3 separate regions of the Homo sapiens genome follow, and all the other regions are linked to region 3. A link is a contact called in ENCODE Hi-C or POLR2A ChIA-PET data. All regions are on one chromosome and are shown on one strand. The core of a region is the stretch at or near the end of the contact, and the rest is flanking DNA. Distances in the headings are between cores, read along the strand shown.

Region 1 (4,202 bases), core at 74-2,573, 370 kb after region 3:
TAAGTTATACCTCAATAAAGGAGAAAAAATATCCATGACACAGCAAGGAAGGAATACTGGTAGAAGCTACAGTCCTCATTCATGGAACTGATCATGGTACTTATGACTTCTCTCATCCCCCACCCAATCACATTGTCTTGCCATTGATTGGCCAGCACATCAGTTGGTTTAGCGCTTTGCCAGGTAGGTTGTGGAACTCAGCCTTCAAGGTAGCACCAAATGACTCTCACCTCTTGATCCATGCCTTTGTGTAGTCCCCTCCCATATTAGGTATATCCTAGAATATTTTAGATTGTTGGAATTATAGCCCTTCCCCAGCATAGCTACATCTTCTGCTCTAAGTTGATCAGTTTCTATCACTTTAGTAAACTATTTATCTGTCTGGTTTCAGCTCTTTCTTCACTCTGGACCCTGGAGATGTTTTTTTTCTTCCAACTTCATTCTACATTTCTTTAAATTTTGGCCAGCATTTCTTTTTCTTTCTTTCTTTCTTTTTTTTTTTTTTTTTTTTTTTTTTGAGGTGGAGTCTCACTCTTGTAGCCCAGGCTGGAGTGCAGTGGCGCCATCTCAGCTCACCACAACCTCCACCTCCCAGGTTCAACCAACTCTCCTGCCTCAGCCTCCCAAGTAGCTGAGATTACAGGCACCTGCCACCACATCCGGCTAATTTTTGTATTTTTAGTAGAGAAGGGGTTTCGCCATATTGGCCAGGCTGGTCTCAAACTCGTGACCTCAGGCGATCCACCCGCCTTGGCCTCCCCAGGTGTTGGGATTACAGACGTGAGCCACTGTGCCCAGTCTGGCCAGCATTTCTAAATATTTATTACAAGAACATCTTCAGATTATATAGTCAGCAGATGTTGAATTGAATGTTCTGTGTGTTTACTTTTCTGTCTCTCCAACTAGACTACGAGCTTCATAGATTGTCTTGCTCATAATTGTGTTCCCATAAACTAGCACTGTGGCTGGTACATAGTAGGCATTCATTACATGTGTGTTGAATGAATGAATGTAACCAGGGAAGGGATGAATGCCATAACCGGACATGAATTGTCTCCTTTTGGAAGGAGTTGAGTGCATTTTTTGCTTGCATATGAGATAGTTACAAAAATAAAGAAATTAATTGATTAATGAAGATATATCAGACTTGCCCATTTAAGATTATCATTCAGAATTGTCTACTGTTGATAATGAAACCTCAAGAGTTGCATTTTACATATTATTGCTTGGCCCACAAATACAGTGGTTATTTGAGTTTTACTTCTTCTTATATGTTATTTTTAAGCCTTGAAAGTCTCCAGAGGAAGTGGAATTTGGTTATGCTGACCTAGTTATAACACTGACTCGACATGGCTTTCTCTATGTCAGGGTAATAGAAATAAAATTTATTTCTGTGAATATATCATTTGCATTGGCATTTATAGAGCTTAGTATTTAATTGATGACTATTTTAGTGATTGACTTGAAAATTTACATTGTTTAGAATAGGTATCCCTTAGACTGTGGAGTCATAGACCTGGTCAATTTCATGATCAAAAAAGAATTCTTGAATTAGACTCAATCAATTTAGTAAACTATTTCACTTTAAAAAAAAAGAATTCTCAATTGTCTTTTTCAAACATGTGTTTACCCTCATCTTCCATTTTTCTTTATTCTTTCTCTTTTTTTTTTTTTTTTTTGAGATGGAGTTTTGCTCTTGTCGCCCAGGCTAGAGTGAAATGGCACAATCTTGGCTCACTGCAACCTCCACCTCCTGGGTTCAAGCGATTCTCCTACCTCAGCCTCCCGAGTAGCTAGGATTACAGCCGTGTGCCACCACACTCAGCTAATTTTTTGTATTTTTAGTAGAGATGGGGTTTTACCATGTTAGCCAGGCTGGTCTCGAACTCCTGACCTCAAGTGATCCTCCCGTCTCGGCCTCCCAAAGGGCTGGGATCACAGGCATGAGCCACTGCGCCCAGCCATCTTCCTTTTTTCTGTAATTTCATCTACTAGGTCAGGCCAAACTCTAGGAAGCAACCTTCAATCCTCTTTTCCTCCCATCTCTCAACCCCCACCCCACCCACCTCACGTTCAATTCTTTAGCAGTCCTGTTGTCTCTCCCTTCAAAAGATATCCAGGATCCAACCACTTATCAGAAGTCCCACCTACCAACGCTAAACCCACATCATCTCCTGCCTACACCACTGCAATACCCCCTTAACTCATTTGCCTGCTTTTACTCTTGTCCCCACTATCAGCTCTCCACACAACAGCTAGGGGAACTTTTCAAAATACAAATCAGATCACATCAGATATATAGTCACAGGTCAATTTAAAAGACAGCTTCCAGCCTGGCCAACATGGCAAAACCTTGTCTCTACTAAAAATATGAAATTTAGTTGGGTGTGATGGCCAGCGCCTGTAATCCCAGCTACTCAGGAGGCTGAGACAGAAGAATTGCTTAAACCCTGGAGGCCGAGGTTGCAGTGAGCCAAAATCAGCCACTGCAATCTAGCCTGGGTGACAGAGCGAGACTCCATCTCAAAAAAAAAAAAAGATAGCTGGAAAACATAGCTTCTGTGTCATCCCTGGCTATACTATAGCAAGCCAGGGGCCATCTCATTAAAAATGGTGTGATATTCCATCCCTAGCAAATTAATTTTTTTTTTTAAAAAAAGGAGGGAGATCTTACTGCCAAGGGAACTTATAAATAACAGAGGTTGGCCTAATCATCTTGGCTCTTTTCCACACTTCATAATACAGTACAAACAACCTCTGAACAATCAGCATAATGCTGAGAAAATAGTCATAATAACCCGGATGTTTTCCGGATAGATTCTTGCTATTTCTACTTGTTTCTCTCATTTCAAAGTTGACCTTTAATGAGCTAGTGAAAGGCTGGTTTCTGTGATGATCCAGGCTTCCTGCTCTGATGTTATGCTACCCATTCAGCAGTAATTAATATGGTGGAATTTGGTCCTTTTCCACATTGCCTTCCAGAAGGACTGATGGCCAGAAATAAAGCAGGCAGAAAGAAGTTTCCCAAATCTCAGGCAGGCTTAGAGGCATATTTACCATGAAGCTAAGGAAGCTTAAAATTTAAGAACCCTTACTTGCAAAACACTTTTCCAAGAACTTGTACCTAATTTTGTATTCATACTTTTGTATTCTTTTTCTTTTCTCTTCTTTTTTGAGAGAAGTCTTGCTCTTGTCCCCCAGGTTTGAGTGCAATGGCTTTATCTTGGCTCACTGCAACCTCTGCCTCCCGAGTTCAAATGATTCTCCTGTCTCTGCCTCCCAAGTAGCTGGGATTAAGGCGCCTGCCAACACGCCTGGCTAATTTTTGTATTTTTTAGTAGAGATGGGGTTTCACCATGTTGGCCAGGCTGGTCTCGAACTCCTGACCTCAGATGATCCACCTGCCTCGGCCTCCCAAAGTGCTGGGATTACAGGCGTGAGCCACCGTGCCCGGTTGTATTCTTTTTCTTAAAGGACTCCACCTGTTTGAAAGCAAGCTTTCAGTTCCTCTTCCTAGGTTTTATGACAATTACCAGGAATAGGAGACATGAAGAACTAGGGGAAGGGAGCAGCAAATGCAAAGCTCCTGTGGCCTTCCATTTGGCTGGTACGAGGTTATCAGGTTGCTTACGGGATGAGAAATCTTCTGTCCTAACCATCTCATGTCATCAGCATCCATATACTTTTTTTTTTTTTGAGACAGAGTCTCACTCTGTTGCCCAGGCTGGAGTGCGGTGGCGCCATTTCAGCTCACCGCAACCTCTGCCTACCAGGTTCAAGCAATTCTCATGCCTCAGCCTCCCAAGTAGCTGGGATTACAGGCATGCACCACCACACCTGGCTAATTTTTGTGTTTTTAGTAGAGACGGGTTTTCACCATGTTGGCCAGACTGGTCTCAAACTCCCAACCTCAGGTGTTCTGCCCACCTCAGCCTCCCAAAGTGCTGGGATTACAAGCGTGAGCCACTGCACCCGGCCTCAGCATTCATACTCTTTTTTTTTTTTTTTTTTTAATTTATTTTTTTATTGATAATTCTTGGGTGTTTCTCACAGAGGGGGATTTGGCAGGGTCATGGGACAATAGTGGAGGGAAGGTCAGCAGATAAACAAGTGAACCTTTGTTTTCCTAGGCAGAGGACCCTGCGGCCTTCCGCAGTGTTTGTGTCCCTGATTACTTGAGATTAGGGATTGGTGATGACTCT
Region 2 (4,696 bases), core at 1,236-3,735, 310 kb after region 3:
TTAATGTGTCCTACCCATACCCAACTTGGCTTTATGCCTTCTCACCCTTTCCCAAGGATCCAGCTCTCAGTTCTATTTCTTGACCATCACATTTTGCCTTTGAACTCACCTGATTCCAGCTCTAAAAACTATTTCCACAAATCTACTTGACATCTTCCTTAGTGTGTTACCAGTACCTCTGATTCAACAGATTCAAAACTGATTTCATCATTTCCTGCCGCTCCTCTCCCTGTACAATCATCCCCTTGTCCCTATTTCAGTGAAAGATGTTACTATCCAAGACTGACTATTCAATCTTCTTTGAGGATTCCAACTTCTTCGACCTTATCAAATCTCTATTATCTTGGTGCTATCTCCTGCAAATGTTTTTCTACTATCCCCCAAACACCATGACCACTTTCATAATCTGAGCATGAGTCCTTATCCCTAACCTATACACTGAGACTCTTTTAAAGACAAATTGAATCATTATCACTCCCTTGCTCAAATACCTCATCCCAAAGTCTCAGCCTACCTTCCTTTCCAGCCTTTTCTCCTAAAATTCTGATCATTTCCCCTTATTGAAGCCAGAGATGACCAATCTCTACATTTACTCTGCATGTATTTTGTTTAAGCTGTGCCTTTTGTAGTATCCCACTTCTCACTGCCCTATACTACTTTCAAGTCTCACAGAAGAGTATATACCTTCAAAGTACAATCTCTTCTAGTGAGAAGCACTCTTCTCTTCCTCATACTCTAGTCTGTATCTTTATTATAGCATTTGGCTTGGTGATTTGTATTGGGGTTTTGCATTCTTATTTTTAAGCTCCTTAAAGGCTGGGATAGTGTAACTCATTTGTGTGTGTCTCCTGCTCCAGCACCAATCACTGTCCCTAACATATTTATTGAAATTGAATACCACTGAATATTCCTTCTCCTCTGATCCTTGCTTCCTCTACTCTTTTTACCCTTTCTTTCTCCTCCTTTTCTTCCTCCCTTCCACTGAAAAAACTAGCATTCCCTCACAGACTTTGGTAGTGCTGAAGTCTAAGAAACCTGTGGACCCCATGCTGGAGAGAGAAAGTGGGAGGGAGGGAGGGAGGGAGGAAGGATTCACTAACCGTTTTGCTCCAGGCCAGTCCGGTGGTATGGAACTCCTTAATGTAAGCCTGCAGCTCTGTCCATATACTTAAATAAGCTTTGACCCAGTCTACATGCTTCTTATCCCTGGGAGGATTAAAGAAGAACTTGTCACAGGTGATCCGGGTACATAACAGTGGTGACTCCAGAACCCTTCTTTCCTATGGGCTCACATTCTCCTACCCGTGGTGTTTCTTAGGCTCCGCTCAATGGCAGCTTTTCTATCATCACCAGCTTCTATGTATATACAACCTAGTCTATTACCCTAATCAGACCAAACTCCACTAAGATAGAGACTCTGGATTCTATCTCTATCTCTCATAGCAATGTTTCTCAAACTGTTTTAAGTACCAAAACTTTTTTTTTTCTTTTGACCACTTGCTGCTTATTGAAACTTTTTTCAAAGTAGACCTTAAACACAATCTAATATGTAAAACTGATAAAAGCAGACATTCTGTGCATAAAACCATGGTAGAGAGGAGAGCTCTTAAGTATCACTGTGGAACTCTAAAGACTAAGAAACTTAACTGCCTTATGAGACAATGCCTTATGTCAAAATATGCCCACCCTGACCAAAAGCAAACTTAAAAACTTTCCCTTAGGGGGAAACAATCAGCCTTAAATTATAGAAATAGCATTGTGCCTACGGTTCAAGTCCCCTCTCTTCTTATGTATTAACTGGGAAGGTTATTTAGCCTAAGACCTAGTTTCCTCAACTGTAAAGTGATGGGATAATGGTGGGATATATCAAAACACTGTCATGCTTAATTCCATGTTGCTAGAAGGATAAGGAAGTGCCTGTTGTTCTGGGACACATTTCACTCACAGGAAGGTGTAGTTTTCCTTAAAAAGAGTAGTTAATAAATGTTTGTTGATTGATGAAGGATGGAAGAAAGGAAAGGCTTGTGTAGATATGCAACTTAATAAATTTTGCCTGCAATCATTCCAGCTCAAAACCAGCAATGGAGAAGTCAGAACTGGTAGACGTATGTGGTTAGACATGCAATGACTGCCCTACGTAATACCTGCATTGGCTAGGCAGCCTTACTCTCACTTTAACTGACTTCATGAAAAATTTCTATTAAGTCCTATTGAACCCTTTGCCATTGGGCCAGTAACAAATTCTCAACAAAGGAACAAAATCTTATATAAAGGGCATTAGTCCATGTTACTGCCAGCAAAACTTCCTAAACCCAGAAGGGTAAGGATCAGAAGACTAAAAGGGCCTCTACCAAAAAAGGAGAGAAAGCAGAAGTGGAAGCAGAAGTATTTCCTGCTTGCAAATGCAGCTGTGAGACAATATCTGTAAAGCTCTCCAGAAAGCAGCCCTGAGATAAAACCAGCACAGTGGCTAAGGGCAGCCCTCAGTAACTCCAAAGTGCTACTCCAGCAAGTAACCAAATGGGTTTATCCTTTACCCCTTGAGAAAAAGCTGAACTTGGCTGGGCACAGTGGCTCACACCTGTAATCCCAGCACTTTGGGGAGACCAAGGCAGGAGAATCATTAGAGACCAGCCTGGGAAACAGTGAGACCTCATCTCTACGAAAAAATTAGAAAATTAGCCAGGCATGGTGGAGCGTGCCTGAAGTCCCAGCTACTTGGAGGACTGAGGTGGGAGGATTGTTTGAGCTGGGAGGTTGAGGCTGCAATGAGCTGTGATTGTGCCACTGTACTTCAGCCTGGGTGACAACGCAAGACACTGTCTCAGAAAAGAAAAAAAGAGAGAAAAGGCTGAACTTACACATCTTTGTACTCTTTGAGGACTCGGTTTGTATAAAACATGGCGGCATCATTCATTTCTTTCACATAAGGGCCAGGCTTGGGAGCCTAGAGAGAGACAAGCTGTCAGTGACTCAGGACCTCTCCAACTATATTGCCTTCCCTCTTAAAATCTATACCCACCCCCAGCCCTGGAATCTGCGCTGCTCACCATAGCCACCCAGCCCAGGGCCTGGATACTTTCGCTGACAGCTGACAGGTGATTAAACAACTTGCTGCCTCGGTTCTTCTCCCGAAAGGTTATCACTTCTTTGATCTGCTCTGAGATGGGTGCCAACAAATCGGAAAGCTTATTCTAGGAAAAGATACAAGAAAAGATTCAGGTTAACATCTTTCCACAAAGGTGTCTATGCCTTCTGATCCTGAAGGCAAGAATTCTCTATGGACTCTAGTGAGCACCCAAATAAACTGCATGAGTCCTGTCCTGATTCCTAAGGCTAAAATACTGCTCATCATCTCACTCTCCTCGTAGAGTTCCAACTCCTCAGGCTGCACCTGATGGTTCTTCATGATCAGGACCCATACTTCAGCTATACCACAGAACCTCCATTTCAGCCACCTGTCTCTTTTTTGTTCCACTCAGAGGACATACACTCAGGACATCATTCCTGTGCCTTACTCATGATGTTCTCTTTTTTTCCCATGAATCCAAATTTTCCTCATGCTTCATGAGGGCCCTCCAACCCAGCCACACCAGCCTCCTACAGCATTTGTTGTCAGCATAACCAATCTTGGCATTTTATCACTCACCAATACAAACTATTAATGGACCCATGTGAATATGTTTTACTTTCTCATTAATTCTTCAAAGACGAGCTCTTTTATCATCATGAAAGCCCCCAATGCATTGCCAGCCATATAGTAGCTGCTGTAAAGAACTGATGAATCAAATGCAATTAGGGGGCTTAGTCTGGGCATGGTGACCCACGCCTGTAATCCCAGCACTTTGGGAGGCCAAGGCAGGAGAACTGCTTGAGACCAGGAGTTCAAGACAGACTGAACAACACAGCACAACTTTGTCTCTACAAATAATAAAAAGAATTAGGGCCAGGCATGGTGGCTCACGCCTGTAATCCCAGCACTTTGGGAGGCCAAGGTGGGCAGATCGCTTGAGTCCAGGAGTTTAAGATCAGCCTGGGCAACATGGGGAAACCCCATCTCTATAAAAATACAAAAATCAGCTGGGCATGGTGGCGCATGCCTGTAGTCCCAGCTATTCAGGAGGCTGAGGTGGGAGAATCACTTGAGCCTGGGAGGTGGAGGTTTCAGTGAGCCGAGATCCTGCCACTGCACTCCAGCCTGGGCGACAGAGAGAAACTCCATCTCAGAAATAAATAAATAAATAAGTAAGTAAATAAGCAAGCCAGGCATGGTGGTGCACACTGTAGTCAAGGCTACTCAGGAGGCTGAGGTGGGAGGATCATTACACCTGGGAGGTCAAGGCTTCAGTGAGCTGTGATTGCACCACTACCCTCCAGTCTGGGTGACAAAACAACACCCTGTCTCAAAAAAAAAATTTTTTTTTAAACATAAATAAAATAAAAAACAATTAGGGGCTTAGCATTCAAGTAGGCACCTTGGCAAAATGGATGAATTTTGTTTGTGTTTGCACCCTTCCTCCAAAGCTCCATTTCCTGAACATCTCAATTCTCAGATCTTAACCATTCAGGACAGATTAAGAATTAAAATCTAATTCTACATATTAGAATTAGATGGCATCTATACACACACACACACACACACACACAATGTTTTTTGAGAGAAGGTCTTGCTCTGTCGCCCAGGCTGGAGTGCAGT
Region 3 (4,535 bases), core at 1-2,500:
ATTCATCTTTCTCTCTCCACTGATTAAACGGATCCTGCACTACAGGCATAATCGGCTAGTTTCTGCCACCACTCATACATAGGCCTCCAACGCACTCTACAAGCCAGGGCTACACTGCCTAGAAATCCGCACTGTGTCACTGCATAAGGCAGTTTCCCACTGCACACATCCAGAAGAATAAAGTCACCTAAGCACTCTTGTCAGATCTTAGCAAGGCTGCAAAATGACAGGAGTTGCTAACCAAATAGCAGGAAGCAAAAATCACCACCTTTAAAAATCATTTAAGCAGTTTTCCTTTCCGCCATCTCACTTCCCTCCTCCTCCTCCTCGTCATTCTCTCTCTCTCTCTCTCACACACACACACACACACACACACACACGCACGCACGCACGCACGCAATGCAGTTCATCCCCAGCTTTGCAAGTGACATGCTGGGAGCTCTCTCTGGACAGCCGGCCCAGAACTCATTCAGAGCCCTCAAATACAGACATTCTCACCTGAACACGCCAGGCAACTTCCACCCGCACCATCACCTCCACCCTCCCCGACACACACAGACTCGCCCTCGCAAGCTCTACCCATACCAATCCCCCAGCTGCAGAAAGCCCAGTAGGCTCACTGCAAGCGCAGCACGCGTTACCACTTATAAGCCGAGTTGGGCGGCCTAAGCTTCAGAAACCGCCTCTTCACGCAGCCCACCCCCACCACCCCGGCGCGGCTGGACCCCTGGCCCGCCAGGTGGGATGCGCTACCTTTAGACTGGCAATCTGCACAAAACTTGTTATCCTCCTCCAGCAGCAGGTTGGCCAGGACAGCCTGGTACCGATCCACGTCCTTCACCGACTTGCCTGTCATGGCCAGGGTGCCGGCGGGGGCAGAGGGCGACGCGCCCTCCTCGCCCCCAGAGACCCCTGCCTCAGTCCGGGGTTGAGGACTCCCGGTCCCCCGCCCAGGGGCACCTCCTGAGCGGGGAGAGCCCTCTCCTCCGGCCCCGCCGGACGCCCCTTCCCGGGTCGGGGGCGTCCGTCCCCCACTCCGCAGCCCCTCGGCGCGGCGCCCCTTGGCGGGCTTAGGGACAGGCCCGCCTCCAAGAGAGGCTGCGGGGCCAGAGACCCTCAGCCCAGGCAAAGGCGGACCACGAGCCTCCTGGGTGCCGGACGCAGATGACCCTCTGGCCGGCCTGTCTGCTGGCCTTGCGTCCCGCGCCTCGGTTTCCCTGGCAGCTGCCGTCAGCTCCGCTACCACCTCCACCGCCTACTTCCGGCAGCTCTTCCTCCCCACCTCCACCCTGCCCAGCTCGCGCATGCGCCCCGCCCCCACCGCGCCGCACTGGGCTCTTCCTTCAGCTCCGCCTCTCGGGAACCAATCCGTGGAGAAGCGGGGGGCGGGCCTTGGGTGGGGGCGGAGGGAAGGGGTGGGCACGCCCCCTGCGTGTCCTTGGAAGAGAATGAATGGAGCCTGGTAGAAAGGGAGTGGAGGGAATGGAAGAAAGTGAAGGAAGACAACAACTAACATTTACTGAGCTCTTACTATGCGCTAGGCACTGTGTTAAGCGCTTTGCATGAACTATCCCAACATAATCCTCACAACGACCCTATGATCATCCTTATGTAACCTGAGGGTTGTTGATACCCCAAAGTCCTCCAGCTTGTTTTTTCCAACAGCCAAATATAAGAGTCCAAGCCCCTAACCCAGGATATAGGAACGTCACCCCCTCCCCACATTTTCAGAGGACTCTGGTCACCTCTCACTTGGAATACCTGCTCCCACTAATACTCATTAGCTCTCCTCTGTGACTCCTGCCTTTTTGGATATTGTTTGGCCTGGTGCCCAGACAGTTTGTTTCTTCTTCCATTTCTTAAATTCTCACAAAACAGCGAGTTTTTTGTGGCAGACTTTTACTGAACGTTATTTGGGAAGGGTGGGGGACAGTGATTAAAGCATAGCACACAACAGGCAACTCCTTAAAAATGATTATTAAACATCATCATCCAAAGCCACCGTTGCTACAGATAATTTCTCATTGGCTGTCCTTTTCCTTAGGGATCCACCTGCCATCTGGCTTGTGTTTTCATTCACTCATTCATTCATTCATTCACTGAGCACGATGTTACTGAGAAATTTCTAAGTATCAGGCACTGTACTAGGGGAGAGGGAAACAGCATGATCCGATTTGTGGTTTTAAAAGGTCACTCTGGCTGCCATGGAAATAATTAATCAGGGAAGATAGTAAGCAGATGCTAAGAGTTATCTAAACTCTGGTGAAACCCTCTCCTCCATTTCTTTACTTTCTCCCAAGACCAGGATCCCCTCAAAGCTTTCATCTCATCAGAGGAAAACTAAACATTTCTATTACTTTATTAATCACAACAATTAAATTTTCTGGCTAAGCCTCTTCCCTTCTAGCCATGCCTAGGGGACTTGACTTTTAAAAACACACAAGTTCATTGGGGTGTTTTTCCTCAGAAAACCCATCCAAGTAGGTATTACCATAACCATTTTTCAGTTGAAATAGACAGTCAAGATTAACTAGTTACTGGGTGTGGTGGCACATACCTGTAGTCCTAGCTACTCAGGATGCCAGAGCCAGAGCATCACTTGAGCCCAGGAGTTGGAATCCAGCCTGGGCAACACAGTAAGAACCACCCCTCCAACCCCCAATGTACCCCGTTACCCTGTCTCAAACAACAACAACAACAACAAAACCCAGTTAATTGCGGTGAGTGGTGATTGTACCTTAGTTCAAGCCCTCCCCATCTTCATCTCCTCACTCTGCAAATAGCCTTCCTGCCTTAGTCTAAATCTGGTTAAATTAATCCTTCACCGTGCTCTCTAGAGGGAGCTTTTAAATGCCAATTCTGATGGACTCACACTTCCTGCTTAAAAAATCCTTTAGTGGCTCTCCATTGCCTATGGCAGTGTTTCTCAAATTGTTCCCACCTAGTGAGAGATCTCATGGCTTTGTGGTTAAGCACACAGACTCTGGGGCAAGAATGCTTAAGTTTAAATCTTCAGCTTTTACCACCTATTATCTGTGTGACTTTGAGCAGGTTACTTAGCCTCTTGGTGCCTCAGTTATTTCATCTATAGAATGGGAATGATGATAACATTAATAGTACCTATTTCACAAGATTATTATGAGGCTTAGCTGAGATAATGCCTGTAATATAATTAGAACAGCCCTTGGTAGATAGTGAATGATAGACAATTAGCGCTCTTCACTAAATATTTCTGGCGTTTTGCCTTCTGAGCACATGGTAGGATTTTATTTCCTGGCCTTCAAGTGATTGGGAAAGACCAATGAGTTTGAGCAGAAAGGATGGATTACTTTGTCTCTGAAGCATTTATTTGTTGCTTTGAGCCTCTTGTGCTTCTCTTTCCCTCTGGCATGGCAACTATTGATGCTGAAGATGTTGGTTGCTCTATTAGCCTGGATTTCTGTGTAGCTGATAAACAAGAGCTCTCTGCCAGCCCATAGAGGATAACTTAGCATAAGCAAGAAATAAGCATTGTGTTGCCATTGAGTTTTGTTTGTTTACCACTGTATAAGCTAGCCTATCCTAGCAGATACATCAAGTATTAGCTCTTTTTATTATCATTACTAATAGCAGAGTAAAGTGAGTGCATAGCCCAGGGTCTGAGGATATAAACAAAGCAAACTGCTCCTCCCAAGTACACATTTTTTTTTTTGAAGTCTTGAATTTTGCTTTGACTAGTCTTGCAAAAATGTTCACTCTGTTCCATCATGCACATGTTATCTTATCATAAAACTGTTTCCACATTAGTTATAAAATTTTTTTTTTTGAGACCGAGTCTCGCTCTGTCGCCAGGCTGGAGTGCAGTGGTGCGATCTCGGCTCACTGCAACCTCCGCCTCCCAGGTTCAAGCAATTCTCCTGCCTCAGCCTCCCAAGTAGCTAGGACTACAGGCACGTGCCACCACTCCTGGCTAATTTTTTGTATTTTAATAGAGGCAGGGTTTCACCCTGTTAGCCAGGATGGTCTCAATCTCCTGACCTCGTGACCCGCCCACCTCAGCCTCCCAAAGTACTAGGATTACTGGCATGAGCCACCGCGCCTGGCCAGTTATAGAATTTTCTTTTCTTTTTTTTTTTTTTTTATTATACTTTAAGTTTTAGGGTACATGTGCACATTGTGCAGGTTAGTTACATATGTATACATGTGCCATGCTGGTGCGCTGCACCCACTAACTCGTCATCTAGCATTAGGTATATCTCCCAATGCTATCCCTCCCCCCTCCCCCTACCCCACCACAGTCCCCAGAGTGTGATATTCCCCTTCCTGTGTCCATGTGATCTCATTGTTCAATTCCCACCTATGAGTGAGAATATGCGGTGTTTGGTTTTTTGTTCTTGTGATAGTTTACTAAGAATGATGATTTCCAATTTCATCCATGTCCCTACAAAGGACATGAACTCATCATTTTTTATGGCTGCATAGTATTCCATGGTGTATATGTGCCACATTTTCTTAATCCAGTCTATCATTGTTGGACATTTGGGTTGGTTCCAAGT

The links. Hi-C counts contacts between places; a loop is a spot of excess contacts on that map. ChIA-PET counts read pairs that join two places held with the same protein, here RNA polymerase II (POLR2A). Pooled maps may share reads with other maps.
Region 1: a pooled map shows a loop between it and region 3 (3-fold over the local background). The contact joins the enhancer-like site here to the promoter of SMAP2 in region 3. A Hi-C loop is called at or near these places in 2 of 37 single-sample maps with no recorded cell type and 3 of 50 pooled maps. POLR2A ChIA-PET finds 5 or more read pairs at or near these places in 1 of 52 experiments (T-cell).
Region 2: a pooled map shows a loop between it and region 3 (2.5-fold over the local background). The contact joins the enhancer-like site here to the promoter of SMAP2 in region 3. A Hi-C loop is called at or near these places in 6 of 50 pooled maps. POLR2A ChIA-PET finds 5 or more read pairs at or near these places in 7 of 52 experiments (CD8-positive, alpha-beta T cell, GM12878, activated CD4-positive, alpha-beta T cell and 4 more).

The regions. Positions count from the first base shown.
Region 1 is chr1:40,000,437-40,004,638 of GRCh38, reverse strand. No RefSeq gene overlaps it. Among named protein-coding and RNA genes, the nearest start is that of CAP1, 38 kb to the left of the region's middle. Within about 2 kb of position 1,323, at least 2 of the 41 ENCODE cell types and tissues checked have a DNase peak (open chromatin) inside an H3K27ac peak, as active enhancers do.
Region 2 is chr1:40,062,725-40,067,420 of GRCh38, reverse strand. CAP1 (cyclase associated actin cytoskeleton regulatory protein 1) reads right to left here. Exons shown (of 13, transcript NM_006367.4): 5 at 3,051-3,194; 6 at 2,862-2,947; 7 at 1,101-1,206. Among named protein-coding and RNA genes, the nearest start is that of CAP1, 24 kb to the right of the region's middle. Within about 2 kb of position 2,485, at least 5 of the 41 ENCODE cell types and tissues checked have a DNase peak (open chromatin) inside an H3K27ac peak, as active enhancers do; they include GM12878, where a contact is called at or near this core.
Region 3 is chr1:40,370,442-40,374,976 of GRCh38, reverse strand. SMAP2 (small ArfGAP2) reads right to left here and starts at 1,250. Exons shown (of 10, transcript NM_022733.3): 1 at 754-1,250. The coding sequence starts at 856. RefSeq lists an enhancer at 493-992 and silencers at 978-1,117, 1,188-1,507.